2 separate regions of the Mus musculus genome follow, and region 2 is linked to region 1. A link is a loop called in an ENCODE intact Hi-C map of the cell type or tissue named here. Cell type or tissue: heart. All regions are shown on one strand.

The links. A loop is a pair of places that touch in the nucleus more often than their neighbours do. Peaks named below come from ENCODE experiments on the same cell type or tissue, not always from the same donor. Only the 100,000 strongest peaks of a DNase experiment are listed, where the experiment ranks them.
Region 2: a loop joins it to region 1, with 3 times the contacts of the local background. A loop is called at or near these places in 2 of 42 quality-filtered maps.

Annotation. Positions count from the first base shown.
Region 1 is chr17:74,663,975-74,671,974 of GRCm38, reverse strand. It overlaps Birc6 (baculoviral IAP repeat-containing 6), which reads right to left. Exons shown (of 73, transcript NM_007566.3): 63 at 3,052-3,216; 64 at 1,593-1,761. Among named protein-coding and RNA genes, the nearest start is that of Ttc27, 50 kb to the left of the region's middle. In heart, no CTCF peak of the experiment used is centred here; no DNase peak of the experiment used is centred here.
Region 2 is chr17:75,001,374-75,009,373 of GRCm38, reverse strand. It overlaps Ltbp1 (latent transforming growth factor beta binding protein 1), which reads right to left and starts at 3,845. Exons shown (of 34, transcript NM_019919.4): 1 at 3,013-3,845; 2 at 1,973-2,043. The coding sequence starts at 3,488. In heart, CTCF peaks have their summits at 2,960 and 4,319 (motif pointing right); DNase peaks (open chromatin) are centred at 3,163, 3,863 and 4,303; H3K4me3 peaks cover 3,051 bases; H3K27ac peaks cover 4,426 bases.

The DNA.
Region 1 (8,000 bases):
AAGTGTCAGATATCCTAGAATTAAAGTTACAGGTGGCTGAGAGTCACTACATGGGTGCTGGGAACTGAATGTGAGTGCTTTAAGAGCAACAAAACTGCTTTTAACTGCAGAACCATCTTTCCATCCCCTTCATATATAAGAAGCCTACAGAACGACTCTACATCAAATTAAGAGTCTATGCATAGCAAAAGAAACTACCAAATAGCCAAGGGGTAGGTTACAAAGAGACTTTTGTAAACCCTTTGAGTCTTACAATACTTAAACTCAATAACTAACATAATCCATGTAATCCAAGAACAAAAGATCTGAACACAAGTTTCTTAAAAGATAGAAAAGGGCCAGTAAGTATATTTAAAACTCAGTATCAAAACAAACCATATTCTCAACAGGAATAACTAACTTCGGGACTGCCGATCACTAAGGAAATGAGCTCCAATCTCACCTCAGCGGGATCAGCGAAATATGGTGTCTTGTGTTTGGAATCTGTTGGAATGTCCAGAAACAAACATGTTTCCACTTATATATAAAAGAAATACATTTTCCTTTCAGGTCTATAAAAAGGACCAAATTATTGGAGAGATCTAGTAGGAGAGCAATTCATTAAACAGTCTAGATAAAGAAGGTGAATTGTTCAGAATTTATGTGAACAAAACTGAATCTGCATAAATCTCCATGTTTCTAAAAGCATTTACTAATCTTAAATTTCCTAAATAAAAGTTAGAATCTAAAACTAATACTACTATAGCTAACTATAGCATACATAAAAGAACATACATGCATATATTTATAATTATACACGCATGCACACACACACACAAAAGAATAGCATATTCATCATTATACCACAAGTGAAAAGAACCAAGAGAGAGAATACAACACCAAATTTAACAGTGGCTACCTCTAACAAGAGGATCTCAGCTCTCCTGATAAAAGGTTAATTAATACTAAGAATATATAAAGAACTGATAAACACCAAAAAAGTCAAAAAAGACAAACGAACTGAACTATATAGACTTTAAAACAGGAGGCCTAAATAGCCAACATAACACAATTTTCATAATGATTAGCTATCAAGGAAGTACAAACCCAAACTACCCTGAAATAGATTCAAAAGGCCCCAAAGGGAGAAGGCGTCATGGATACAGCACTGAAGACCTGAGCTGTAGTGGAGCTTCCACGGTGAAAAGAACTGAACCGTGACCTGACTTCCACGGGTGTGTCTTGGCAAGCATGTCCATTTGTGTACACACACACACACACATTTTTAAAGTAGAGGAAAAAGGACAAGGAGGCAGATAAGTAACTACTTGGGAAGAACTGAGAGCAATGTGAGAGAGACAGGGATGAGACAAGGAAGGTGTGACTAATATAAAAGCCCATTATATTCACTTATGCCACATTATATTCATGTACATTACAAAATAACCCTACATCAGTTGCACGTTGATAAGGCTGTCTATGGTAACTTTAATTTCAAAAACTTTATACCCTTCTTAGGCAGTATCACGGCCTTACTTTTTCAATAATGGACTTTCAAGTTAGAGTCGTGTCTGAGGTTACGCAGCCGTGCAGCGCCTGCACCCCTGACTCACCGGAGTCGTTGCGCAGGTAGGAGGACATGGCTGGGATGAGGCAGGACTGACTGAGGAGCTCCAGAAGCACCGAGGGCAGAGCACTGCTGTTCTGGGCGCGGCTCTCGGGAGACGCCTGGGCTTCCCCATTGACAGCACCACTCATGGGGTTTATGTAACTCGCAAGGACCTGCATTGCAGACAAGAAATTGGAGTTCAGCTTTATACACTTCAGTGATGTGTTTCATAACTAGACACTTGATCTCAGCACACTCAAGAGCATCTGGTTTTTACTTAGCCAATGTTGACACTCTTTCTGATTGTGTACTTTTCATTTTGGAGATAGCTTTTCCACATAAGGCCCTGACAAACCTCAAGGTTGGGTTTCTCGACTGAGAGGGTGGCCTTGGATTTTTATCCCTCAACTTTGTGTGCTGGGATTATAGGCCTGAGATATCAAACACGGCTAAAAAAGGACATTTCCACTTAACTTTTCAGAAGGGAAGGGACTGTTTGCTGAGGGTTGCTTACACAGGACAATAGCTCTCTATGTAACTGAAAGAGGAGCGCCCTGAGGACAGAGCAGCACACGAGCGCAGTAAGCCGTGACTAACAGAGCAGTGACTGGACAGTGACTGACAGACACGGGAGCATCACCACTGTCGCCTTTGGATTTCTCTTTCTGGGGAACTCAGGAGGCTCCCGTGGCCTCCACTTGGCCATGTGGGTCACCGTGACCTGAGATTCAGATGCTCGCTCGCAGTGTCACTTTAATGCGGTGCCGAGGACTGAATCCAGAGGGCCCATGAATGCTAGGCACACACGCTACTACGCTGCACTCCAAGTCCTCACTGCACTGATTCAGTCTGAGAGTGCTGGGACCTCAGAATTTATACTACAACGAGCATGCCATCTTAAAACTGCAAAGTAACACTTCAAAATGGCGGCAATTTCATTTATTTCTATGATATAAAGATGTCCCCTCCTATTTTCAACTTGCTTGATTGTGGAATCACTATAGAACAATTTGAACTGAGAGTGAGCTACAGGTACAGTTTAGCGGTGAGAGGTCCCAGTGCAGAATGGAGTACGAATACTGGGTTGTAAGCACAGGTCAGAGGCTTTACATTAAAACAAAGGCTAGCTAGCAGATGTTATGTTTCTAGAGAACATCTTGAAATCAAAGGATAATTGTATCTGAGGTGAGAAGCTAATTGAGGGGAATATATTTAGAATTACAAGCATAAAAGACCATTCTTTAAACCATGGCATTTATACTGTATTTGGAGAAGAAAGCAAAAGCAAGCCTAAGAATGCTGGAGCACATCTGTCATGATTACACTTGGAGGTGAAGAAAGGAAGATCAGAGTTCAAGGGCAGCCTAGAAAACATGAAACATCTCAGCAAAAAGAAAAAAGACAAAATACTTAATGAACTGAGTAAATCATCAGTACTGATAACAACCGACTCACAAGCGTACCTGCAAAAGGCAGGTCACATGCTCCTCTTCTAGCCTCTGTTTAGTTAAGGCTTGTTCCACGTCCCATCCTGATGCCGTGGAACCTGTGCCAAAGCCAGTCCCTTTGGCCCAGTACAGCTGCTGTTCTTCTGCTGATGTGGGGTTATGGGAATTTGACACCTGCGGCTTTTAAGAAGAGGAAAATTACTAGTATTTGGTATTATTTGTTTTTTTTTTTAAATTATCATTAGGACTATCCAAAAGATTAACAATATAAAAATCAATTTGGCCATTCATCAAAAAGTTGAAAACTACTTACTGTGACACTCCTAGGCATACACCAAACACAATGAAAACTGGTGCTAAAATAAACATTTGTATACACCCGCACACAGCAGTATTATACACTACAATCCAAGGATAAAAAGATCCCAAATGCTTGCCAATGAATGAATATATTGAACTAATCAAGGGAACACTATCCAGCTGCAAGAAAGTAGACTAATGCATGTTGTATAAAGAAAATTTGGAAAGAACACCAGAGAGACACAGACAGACAGACAGACAGACACAGACACAGACACAGACACAGACACACACACACACACACACACACACACACACACACACACACACACACACGGGTGGGGGAGGGAGGGAAGGAGTAAAGAAGAAGTAGGGAGAGGAGGAGGAGAAGGGGAGGGCAGAGGAGGAGGCAGAGGGAGAAAATAAATGAAAGTGAAAACTACTTAAGGCTCAAAGAATCAATGACTCAAAACCAAATAGAAACAGAAACACAGAAAAGTTTAAGCCAGACCATTTTAGGGCTCCAGTAAAAAACTATCTCAGGAGATTTCTCAATCAAAGGAGAAAGACAACTTCTATTTTTAGAAGGAACATATCAGAATGGCTAAGATCAAGAACTAAAAGGACAGCACATGGGGGTGAAGCAAGGGGAACACTCCTCACTGTTCGGATTAGGAATAGTTCTACCTCAAGACCCAGTATGCCACTCCTGGGCATATACCCAAAAGATGTTCCACCACCCCACAAGGACACTTGCTCAACATGTTCAAAGCAGTTTTATAATAAGTAATAGCCAGAAACTGGAAATAACCTAAATGCCTCTCCACTGAAGAATGGATACAGAAAATGTGGTTTATCTATACAATAGTAGACTACTCAGCCATTAAAAACCAAGGACATCACTTGGGAGGCAGAGGCAGGCAGATTTCTGAGTTCAAGGCCACCCTGGTCTACAGAGTGAGTTCCAGAACAGCCAGGGCTACACAGAGAAACCCTGTCTCGAAAAACCAAAAAAGCAAACAAACAAACAAAAACAAGGACATTATGGATTTCACAGGCAAATGGATGGAACTAGAAAATATCCAGAGTGAAGTATCCAAGACCCCAAAGGACATACATGGTATGTCCTCACTTTTAAGTGCATATTAACCATAAAGTACAGGATAATCATGCCGTAATCAACAGACCCAAACAAGGATGGCCCAAGGGAGGATAGATATCCCAGACGATGGAAAGAGGGGACGGAGAGGGTAGGGAGAGATCATATGTAGGAAGAACAGGGTAGAGGAAAGGGAAGTAGACAGTGGGAGGGCAATCTTTAGGATGTGCCAAAGACCTGAGATGGGAAGAGGTCCACAAGGTCTATAGAGGTGAATCTAGCTAAGACTCCTAGTAGTGGGGCATATAGATCCTGAAGTGGCTGCTTCTTGTAGCCAGGCAGGACTCCCAGTAGAAGGATAAGGACAGCAACCCACCAGAAAGCCTTCGACCCAAAATGTACCCTGCCTACAAGATGTGCAGGGACAGAGATAGAGCAGAGTCTGAGGGAATGGCCAACCAATGACTGCCCCAAATTGAGACCCATCCCATGGGTGAGAACCAATCCCTGACACTATTAATGATACTCTATTAAGCTTGCAGACAGGAACCTAGCATAACTGACTTCTGTCCCAGCAGCCAAAGGAACGAGATGCAGAGACTCATAAACAAACATAAGATGGAGCTCGGGAATCTTACAGAAAAGCTGGGGGCAGGACTGAGACCCAAAATGGAAAAAAGAAAAGGGGAAGGTAGAATGGGGGGAGAACTTACATGAGGGGATACTGTGAGGAGAGAAAGGGCTGATATTGGATTGATAATGAAGTGAATCAATAAATTTTAAAAAACTAAAATGGCATTCTTAGTCAAAAGAGGCACACTACTTCTATTTCTAGAGGTCACATATCTCAATTTTTTGTTGTTGTTCAAATGTGAGTGGACCAGGTATTTATTTCTGTAAGCATATAGATCAGTGGCGACTACAGTGTAACCCTGATAAAGAGACCAAGAAAAGGTCATATTGGTGATAAGGAAGAATAGAAAATCGAAACAGATACAGAAGTCAGGAAGGAAGATACAAAGTTAATGCTGTGCTAGTTTTATTCCTGTCATGGAGTTTTTTCTTTTTTCCTTTTTTTATAGTGGGTAAGTACATAAATATTAATTGAGGGCACAAGTTTAAAACACTAAGCAAAGCTCTTGGGCTTCAGAATGGCGATTCTAATAGAATACAGGTTCACTGAGATGTACAGAGTTCGCACTGGTGGAGTATTTGTCTGAATTAATCTAGTTGTGTAATTTTTTTATTTGTGAGTTCATTACAATAAACTGATTTTTATATTTAAAAAAAATATGAATAAAGAAAGAATGAGACAGTTCAGTGGCTAAAGACACTTGTTGACAAGCCTGACTACCAGAGTTTGACCTCAAGCTGTTACCTGCCCCAAACACATACATACACACACACATAATTTTTTAAATTAAATAATACAAAAACAAATACCTCAAGTATTATGAAAATTGGATAAAACCAAAAAAAATTTAGAAATATAACCTTAACCATAAAGGTTAATTCTTTATTTATGTGGGAAGTAAAATCTTTGTTTAAATTAAACAGAGTATGCACCCTGAAAGCATTTAAAACTAGGTATATTTTTTGTTGCTTTCACTGGAAGTATGTTCTAAGAGAAAATATTAGGTAGAAATAGTTTCTATAAATTGTTAGCTATATCACTGTAGATATATAACTAAGACATTCACTTCTTATAAGGTAGGCAATTAAACAGGCTATTAATACTTCATTGCTAGAGCAAGGTATGATGGTACAGGTAGAGCAGGCAGATCTCTGTGAGTCTGAAACCAGCCTGGTCTACCTGTACCATCATCATACATAGTAAATTCCAGGCCAGCCAAAGTAACATAGTGAGACCTTGTCTTAAAAACAAAAAACCTCCTTGCTGTATAAATAATTACTAGAATAATCACTAGATACTTAATACTAAGAAGCAAAATAGAGAGATGGCTCAGTAGTTAGAAGACTGTACTATTCATTCCTACAGAAGACTCAGGTTCAAACCCTACCACACACATGGTGGCTCCATCCATAACAACAGTTCCAGGGGATCCAGTGTTGTCTTCTAAATTTCATGGGCGCCAGGTATACAAATGGCACACAAACACATTCATGTAGGATAAAACACTTATACTCATACACACACACACACACACACACACACACACACTCACTCTCTCTCTCTCTCTCTCTCTCTCTCTCTCTCTCTCTCTCTCTCTCTCTCTCTCCAGATGTCCAAGCATAAATTGTAACACATGTCTGCAGGCCTAGCACTTGGGAGACTCCAGCTGGAATATTACTTGAACCTAGGAGGTGTGGACTGGGATGGACAAAGAGTAAGAACCCATCTCATAAACCAAAATAAATAAATAAATCCTTAATGTGAATAGGCATACAGAAAAAAACCACAAAACCAAGAAATTAGACAAACTACAATGTAAACACTAACCATACAAATCAAGAATGAGATCATAAGCCGGACATGGTAGCACATTCTTTTACACTCAGCAGTGCAGATCTATCTACAAGTTTGAGGCCAACCTGGTCCTCAGAGCAAGTTCTAGTACAGCCAGGGCTACACAGAGAAACCCTTGAATGAATGAATGAATAGATGCATGCAAGAAGGGAGGAGGAAGGAAGGGGGGGAGGAGTAGATTACAGAAAAGATACCAACTGAATTCCACTACAGCTAAACCTGATCTACAAGTTTGAGGCCAACTTGGTCCACATAGCAAGTTCTAACTTGAGTTTCCACTCTAAAACTGTTTCTTTGGGATTTCCTATAGTCTTGTTTTAATTTTTGCATTTACTCACTCACTCTTTTATTCACTTGGTTTCAGTAATAAACATGGATGCACACAGCACAGCACGCTGGCAGAGGTCAGACGATAACTTTTAGGGAGTGCTTTCTCTCCTTCTGCTATGTGAGCCCTGGGGACCAAACTCACACCCCGATGGAGAGCTACTCCTCTCCTAGCCATCTTACCAGGTCATTCCCTTTGTTGGGTTCTTGTTTGTTCTTGTTTTTTAAAATTTGCTTATGGGTTGTTTTTTGCTTTGGTCAGTGTAGCCAAGGCTGGCCATGAGCACACAACAGCCTTCTGCCTTACCCTGCCAACCTCTTTATAACATGCATAACCCCCAGGCTAGCCTCCTAAGGTTTAAAAACAAAATATATCTTAACTGGGAGGGAACACAGATGAGTGTGATTTTACAGTAGGACTGAAAGACTAAGTTAGCAAATGAGGTACATTTGTAAAACCTGAGAGTTTTGAGTAACTGTTTAAGGTGATAAAAATGCTACTCACTGTGATCTGATTATAACAAATGGCATTTATGGATTGAAACATTACACTGTATCCCATAATACAAACACTTCTGCACAAGGACATCCAAGTGAAAATGAGACATTCTCAATTGCTCTCCATCTTATTTTAGAGACAAGATCTCTCACTGAGCCTGGGACTTAATTTGGCTAGAATGTCTGGTTTTCTGGACACTGGGATTAAAGGAAAATGCCAACTCATCCAGCTTTTTCTGTTTTTTGGTTTTG
Region 2 (8,000 bases), 340 kb before region 1:
TGTCACTCCTCGGAAGCTCCCCACCTTGTTTTGGGGGACAGGGTCTCTCACTGGCCTAGCTGACTGGCCAGGGAGCCTGAGGGATCCACTTGCCTTTGCCGCCCAGCCTTTTTAGATGGGTTTTAGGCCCCACCTAAAACTACAGACCCCAAACTACAACAAGGCACATTGCTGAGTTTTATTATAAAATACAAGTCAGTGAGCAGCAGAAATTTTGGACAAGTCCAGTTTACACAACAACAGCTCAAGCTCTGCAAAGAGAGCATTTAAAGAGACTTACTTTGGGAGCTGGACATGATTCAGTGATTAAGAGCACTGGGTGCTCTTGCAGAGGACCTGGGTTCAGATACTAGCACCAGCATGGTGGCTCACAACCATCTATCCCTCTCTAATCTATAGTTCTGGGGATCTGACTCCCTCCTCTGGCCTCTCCATGTACGAGGCATGTACATCGTGCACAGATGCATAAAAAATAGTTTGCAAACTAATAAAATACGTTAATGCTTACTCTTTTTTAGAGTGGAGGTAAATTTTTTCTATTCCCTGCTAACTTGTCGAGGGGTCTTCAACATGCATTTATCTTTATGTTACAATGTTTATAAGAAATGTTCTTCAGACCAAAGTGTGGACACTATGCCCCTTCTAAAAATTGGGAACAAAACACCCATGGAAGGAGTTACAGAGACAAAGTTTGGAGCTGAGACAAAAGGATGGACCATCTAGAGACTGCCATACCCGGGGATCCATCCCATAATCAGCCTCCAAACGCTGACACCATTGCATACGCCAGCAAGATTTTGCTGAAAGGACCCTGATATAGCTGTCTCTTATGAGGCTATGCTGGGGCCTGGCAAACACAGAAGTGGATGCTCACAGTCAGGTATTGGATGGAACACAAGGCCGCCAATGGAGGAGCTGGAGAAAGTACTCAAGGAGCTGAAGGGGTCTGCAACCCTATAGGTGGAACAACAATATGAACTAGTCAGTACCCCCAGAGCTCGTGTCTCTAGCTGCATATGCATCAGAAGATGACCTAGTCGGCCATCATTGGGAAGAGAGGCCCCTTGGTCTTGCAAACTTTATATGCCCCATTACAGGGGAACTCCAGGGCCAAGAAGTGGGAGTGGGTGGGTAGGGCAGTGGGGGGAGAGGGTCTGGGGGACTTTTGGGATAGCATTTGAAATGTAAATGAAGAAAATGAAGAAAATACCTAATTAAATACTTCGGTGTTCTTATATCTTTATGTGTGATTAGTATTTTTTAAAAATACTGTTAAGCATGTATATGAAGTAGGGAAACCCCAAGTGCAGGAGGATTCTGGAAAAAAATAACTGGGCTTCAAGGATGGAGGGTGCTTGAGGCTCTTCTCAGGAAGCTTTATATACTTTTAATATCGGACCTGGTTAGCTTAGGTCTGTAATTCCAGGAGGGGACAGGGCTGTGTGTACTGGTCCAGGAGTATGAATAGCTCATTGGTGGAGAGCTTGCTCAGCACCTAGGTAGCCTTAAGTTCGATCCCCAGTGTGCAACTATTCCTGTCTTATTCCAGGAAAGAATTCTCTACTTCCCATTCCGCCTTTGCCATCATGTCAACGAATGCTTTTTATTCGTTGGTGCAAACACGATAAAATGAATCGTATTTTGTTTTGGCACACAGCCTATGCTCAAGTGGGATTTTTCCCCCCCAAGTGAGACAGGCATAAGCATCGGGGTTGAGTGCAGGGGCATGCTGGATACCATAACCCTGAAGGACAAACATACTCCAGTCCTTCCTAGATGGTTATACAGGCTGCAGGTGTACTCTATTTCAGACTTCACCTTCCCAGGGGCAGTGCCTGCCTCTTCAAGAGGCCTCTGTAGAACCTCCCTAACCCAACCTGACCCTCTTCCTCCCACTCCACCCCCCCCCCACACACACACACAGCCCCACCTGGTCCACTGTGCAAGGCCCGCTGTGAGTACAGTGACTTACGTTTGGTGCACCTCTGGGAGCCAGGAGGTTTACTCCACCCGTGGCAGCACTGCCCTCCACAGACGTTGATCCTGAAACAAAGCGAGACCTCTGAGTCCAGCGCAGTGAACTCAAGCTTTCAGAGTGTTCCTGAAAAGCCAATCTCTTGCTTACACATTCCTCTCGATTAGAGAGAGAGCTCCAAAGTGTGCCCAGGATGCTCCACCCAAAGTTGCTCAAGTGGAAGGGTCAGGGACCATTCACCTGGGAAGGATGGAGGAACTAAGGGATGTGCATAAACAAGCATGGAGTCTTAAAATCCAAACAAACAGTTGTCTCTTAAACTCCAAATTAAAACAGAGTCAAATGTATTCTTCATATTCTCTGGGCCCACTTTGCTTCAGAGAGTAGTATCCCCCAGCCCCTCCCCCTCCCCCGTGCTGCCAAAAGAGTGAGATCACCCCGAGAATCCATCCCTGCGGGGGGGGGGGGGGGGCGTATGTCCAAATTAAGTCGCCCCCATCCTAACTTGTGATTAATGGGGTTAAAGCCGTTCAGTGGGGATACTTACCAGCACCGAATAACAAACTTTAATTCCTACTGCTGTTCACGTGGAGTCTCACCCCCAGCCCCTTACCAATTTAGGACCCACAGGTGCCAGGAAACCCAAGTATACAATTTCTGGGATGCTCAAGGAGAGCTGGGTCTTTAGAGCCAGCTTTCACTCACAATCCCTTTTTCATTAGGTAAACCAAAATAAAAAACCGAGTTGCAAGAAGTTTAATTGATGCCTTGGGATTAAGCTGTAGTGACTTCATGTTTACGCCCATAGTCTAGGAGCAGAAGGGTTTGCGCACAGGAGGTTACGCCCCGGGGAAGAAATAAATGCCTTTTGTGTTTCCCCCGCAGCTGGGTAACAATGCACTGAGAGTTAAACACCAGTAAAAAGTGAGCGGGCTTCCCCCGTGCCCACCCCTTCCCGCAGCGCCTCCGGCGGGGAGGAGACGGTTCCCGGGCCTCGGCGGGTCCCGGCGCGCGAGGCAGGCAGAGCGTGGGCTTACCCCTGCAGCTGCTGCTTCTGCTGAACCTGCAGTCTGGAGCCCCCGGCGCTCTGAGCGTCCTGCTGCACTTGGGAGCGCACGACTTGCCTGCCATGTTTGGCGAAGCGAGTGACCGCGGTCTGAGCACCCGCCTTAGAGTGGAGCTGCCGGCTGGGCCCCCCCGGACGCGCGGGCTCGGGTGGCAGCGGAGATCGGAGCCCCGGCAGGGCCGCGCCGCCGGGCTGGCTGGTGCGCCGGGTCCGCTCGGCTGGGGGCCCAGCCAAGGCGCGGCTGGAGGCGGCTGTTGAGCTCCGGCTGTACCTGGCGTCCAGTGCGACGTTGAAGGTCCGCGGGGGCCCAGCCAGAGGCAAGGCTCCGGCCGGCAGTCCCGGGCCCGGGCGCACCACGTACGTGATCCTCCGCACCCGGCCGTGCGCAGACCACGCTAGCAGCCCTGCCCAGAGCAGGAGACCCCACCTGAGCCAGGCTCCCGCCATCGCGGGCAGTCTCCGGCCGCGCGGCTCGTCCTGCCCCGGCGCGCTCCCTCGGTATCCCCAAGGACTCTGCGGAGAGCCCGTGCGCCGCGGGGTGGAGACCAACTGGGTGGCCGCAGGGGAGGGAGCTTTGCGGGCGGCTGAGCGGCAGCGGACCCCAGCCGGGAGTGGAGGCGAGCAGGGGGCGGGAGTTGGGGTGGAGAGGAGGGGAGGGGCGCGAGCTGCTCAAGGTGAGGGTCCCCTGGCTCAGACGAGGTGTCGCCGGGTGCGGCTGGGGTGCTACGGGCGCCAACCCCGCGAGGGTGAGCAAGGACGACCGTGAGCGCTGGACGCTCAGAGGCAGCCCCGGCTGCAAAGTCTTTTAAAAGTTTCTTCTCCCCGGTGGAGCCCTGTGTCAGATCTGAACAGCCAATCTGCAGCAGACGTGACGTCAGGCAGCAAATCCTAATTGGGGAAAGCTCGAGATGAGCCGGAGAATGAGCCGCCACCCTCCGCATCCAGATATTGGGGCTATGGGTCGGGTGGACAGGGATTCCCGCTCCCCAGCGCCAGGAAAAGACAAAGGGCTCAGCAAGGTGAGGGAACGGCCCTTTCCTTCTAGCAGCCGGAAAGGATTCGAGTAATACAGTTTGGAAGCGCAGGCACTTTTACTCGAGTTTGCTCGGATACTGTCTGCAGAAGTTGGATTAAAACACTAGGTCCGGTCCCAGAAAAGGCTATCCGAGGTAGCGTGAGCTGTCCATTGGAAAGTGATTAGCTCTATTAGTCTGAAGGAAGGTTTTCTTTAGGACTGCAACCTCCGGAAGACTTTGTGGTACCCTGCTCCTGACATTGGAGGGTCAAGAATGCGGGATGGGCAGCAGGGGGCGCCCGTGTAGATGAAGAAAATCGCAGAGGCTGCCCTGCCGGTGGTCCTTGCAGTGGAGTGGAATGGAGCATTTAGGAATTTCTCTCTCTCTCTCTCTCTCTCTCTCTCTCTCTCTCTCTCTCTCTCTCTCTCTCGTGCAAAACAGAGTTTGAAGAAAACCAGGAAATGACGTCTTTACTGCTAACATCTGAATTAAGACAATGTCAACAGAATGAATGCTGTTTTTACATGACTGCAATCAAAAGTCCATGATAATAACTGTATATTTTTTAAAACAATTTTTTAAAGGCCCGGGACTGGAGCAATAATTCAGTGGTTAAGTGCACTGGCTGCTCTTTCAGGGGACCTGGATTAGATTCCCAACCATCCAAAATTCCAGTTCCAGGAGGTTTGATGCTCTCTTCTGACATTCAGGCGCCCATACACATATTCAGACAAAGCAGTGACACACATAAAATAAATAAATATTTTTAAGTGAATTAAAAAGGGTCTTTTCCCAGGCTTGGGTTTTCTCACATATTAGTAATTTTGATTGTTCTTTGTTTGAGGGTTTTCCCTGCATCCGCTTAGGACAACTGATAGCAAGTGAGAATAATTTCAGAAATACTGATAGTGGGAAAAATCATTCCAAGCTGAGGACTAATCTAGTCACCTACTTTTCTCTGCACATTACAGAAATACTGGTGAGCGTTTGCTCTGAGGGAAGTGGGCCTGGAGGCCAGCAGCCTGAACACAGGCTTCCAGAAGGAGCACTGTCTGAGAGAGTCACTACCATCAAAGAAATAGCTCTGGTCGCGGGGAGGAGACCAGGGCTCCAGATAAAATGATCACTAATGGCTACAGGCCACGGACACTTCACCTTTCCTCTCAGAAGCTCTGCTTTCTCAACACACACACACACACACACACACAAACTGGGTGAAAAGCCCCTCCCAGCCCTGAACAGGATAACTCCAGTCCAACCTTAGAGCTGGGTTAAAGTGAACCAGATGAAAAGAAGGGTCAAGACACTGTCCCAAGTCTGCAACTTTGAGTTCTAGATGCAAAAGTACAAGGGAACAAATGCCTACCAAATGCCCGCTGTGCAAAAGACCAGCAGATACACAGCATCTTTGTATCTATCTAGAGCTACAAAGTATCCTGGGGCACAAAGCCTTTGTGTAAAGGAAACCTATCTGGTTGAGGAAACAAGATCTAAATAAAGCATTAAAGAAGCTAAGCAGCTGAATTAAGTAATGCTTAGAGAAAAATAACAGAAATCTCACAAGGCACTGCTTGATTTCCATGGTCCTAGAACCTAGTTTAGCCCATAATTCTTTGTCATCTTGTGGACAATTCGTAACAGAGAATGTTTCCTAGCTGCAAGTCAAACCTGCCCCGATGAAGATTCTAGGTGTCATATAGGGATTTTTCTAAGCAGTTGTTGCAGTGGACAGGGAGCAGTGGAAGGAAGCAGGAGGCGAGGCTGAGTGCACTTTGATAAGAGAGGCCATGGGATGGGAAGGGCAGAGGAGAATAGACAAGGGAAATGACCCAGGCAGCAGCATCAACAAGAAGTCTTTACTAGTCTTCAGTGCTGGGTGAGTCTTCCTGACAAGTGTCTCCCAGGTCCAGGATGGGGGAATGGCATATATCAACACTGCTTCCAGGACAGAAGCAGCTGTCTACAGAGAGCACAGCTGGAAGCAGACCCTGGGGGCCTAGCCTTGCTACTTTACTTTGAGCGAGTCATTCCACCTGCCTGGATCTCAGTTTCTAGAGAATCTGAGGTTCTGCTTGTAATCGCTGAGTTTGCAGTAAGACTGGTTTTTACTCTGATCTATGGCTCTATAGAGAAGTGTTTTCTGTGAAACAGCTCAGAAAGTAAGAGCACCTGGTGTGCAACCATAAAGATCTAAGTTCAAATCCCCATCACCCACATAGTAGCAGACCACATGGTCACAGAAGCTCATAACTCTAGCACTGTAGGGGAAGGAAAACAGAAGAATACAGGGACTTGCTCTTATCAGCCTAGCTCCTGGTGCAATGAAAGACCCTGCCTCAAGGGACTAGGCAGAAATGATCACACAGGGCATTCAGTGTCCTCCTCTGGCCTTCACACAAACATAAAGGCAAGCATGAACACACAACACACATACATACATACATACACACATACATACATACATACATACCACTTACATATACCGTGCACACACCATAAAAATTACAAATGTTTTCTACCACTGAAAATGTACAAGGCAGCTGGGCAGTGGTCATGCACGCCTTTCATCCCAGCACTTGGGAGGCAGAGGCAGGCAGATCTCTGAGTTCAAGGCCAGCCTGGTCTACAGCGTGAGTTCCAGGACAGCCAGGACTACACAGAGAAACCCTGTGAAAGGAAGGAAGGAAGGAAGGGAGAGAGAGAGAGAAAGAGAGAGAGAGAGAGAGAGAGAGAGAGAGAGAGAGAGAGAGAGAGAGAGAAGGAAAGAGATCAAGAAAGAAAGAGATCAAGAAAGAAAAGAAAAGAAAAAGAAAGAAAAGAAAAGAAAATGCACAAGGCAATATTTCTTTCTCTTGACAGCAATACAGGAGGGACCACTTCTGATGCTTCTTCAACCAAATTATAACCTCCAAAAATGAATGTTCACCCCATCCCTACACATGCTAGAACACATGTGTGTCTACATGTCCATGATTATGTAAATATATGCATAAGCAAAGAGTCCCACTCAAGGGGCTGCTGGCAGATGCCGCAAAGTCACAGTTTTCCACACAAGTTTCTTGTTTCTTATATAACTGGCAAGATCGTCTCTGAGAGTTGTGCTCTGTTCCCCATGCAGCTTCACATGAGATGGCTGCTCATCTCGAACTCACTATTCACCCTGAAGGCCCAGATCCTGTCAGGCATTGAGATCAGCCGTTGCCAAGTCTCAACCAAACTTAATGCCACAGACCCTGAACCCAAACCCCCCCTAGGGTTCAAGGTCCATTTATACTGGCAGGACACAACTTCCTCGTTCAAAAACCAAGTCTTTAAAGATCTCATAAAACTTCTTGGACTTCAGATGGTTTTTAGAAAACAATACTCAGATGAGCTAAGTGTAAATGAATCAGAAAAGAGGATTATGTTTCCCATTAAAACCCATGGGCTTGAAGATTAGGGAAGAAAGAAAGGCTGGCAAATGCCAAACATTTCAGAGCACTTTGAGACCATTAGTCAAACTCAGAGTGCAGCCAGGTTCCCTCATCTCCACACTTTATGAGTTTTGTAATTGAAAATCTTTCTCTACATTTAGGATAGGCTACAAGTCAAATTTAGTGGCTGCCTGCAATCAAAATGCCTCCACACGTATTTTCTTCAGCCAGGGAGTTCATAGAGCCCCACCCCCAGCCCACCCCGACCCTGTCATCTCTAGTCTCATCAAGAAATTTTTAGAAAGAGAATATGGGAGCTGAGAGGGGAGAGCCGTTAAAAAGTCATAAGTCTGAACATAGTGTGACGAGGGAGAGAGAGACAACGAGAGGAAGGTGGAGGGGAGAGCAAGATGCTAAGGTTTTCATCAGTGTCTTAAAGCCGTGGTCCCCAGAGTAGTATTAGTGGGAGGTGATGGAACCTTTAGCAAAAGCAGGTTTGTGGGAAGTCCTCCAGCCTTCAAGAGGGATTG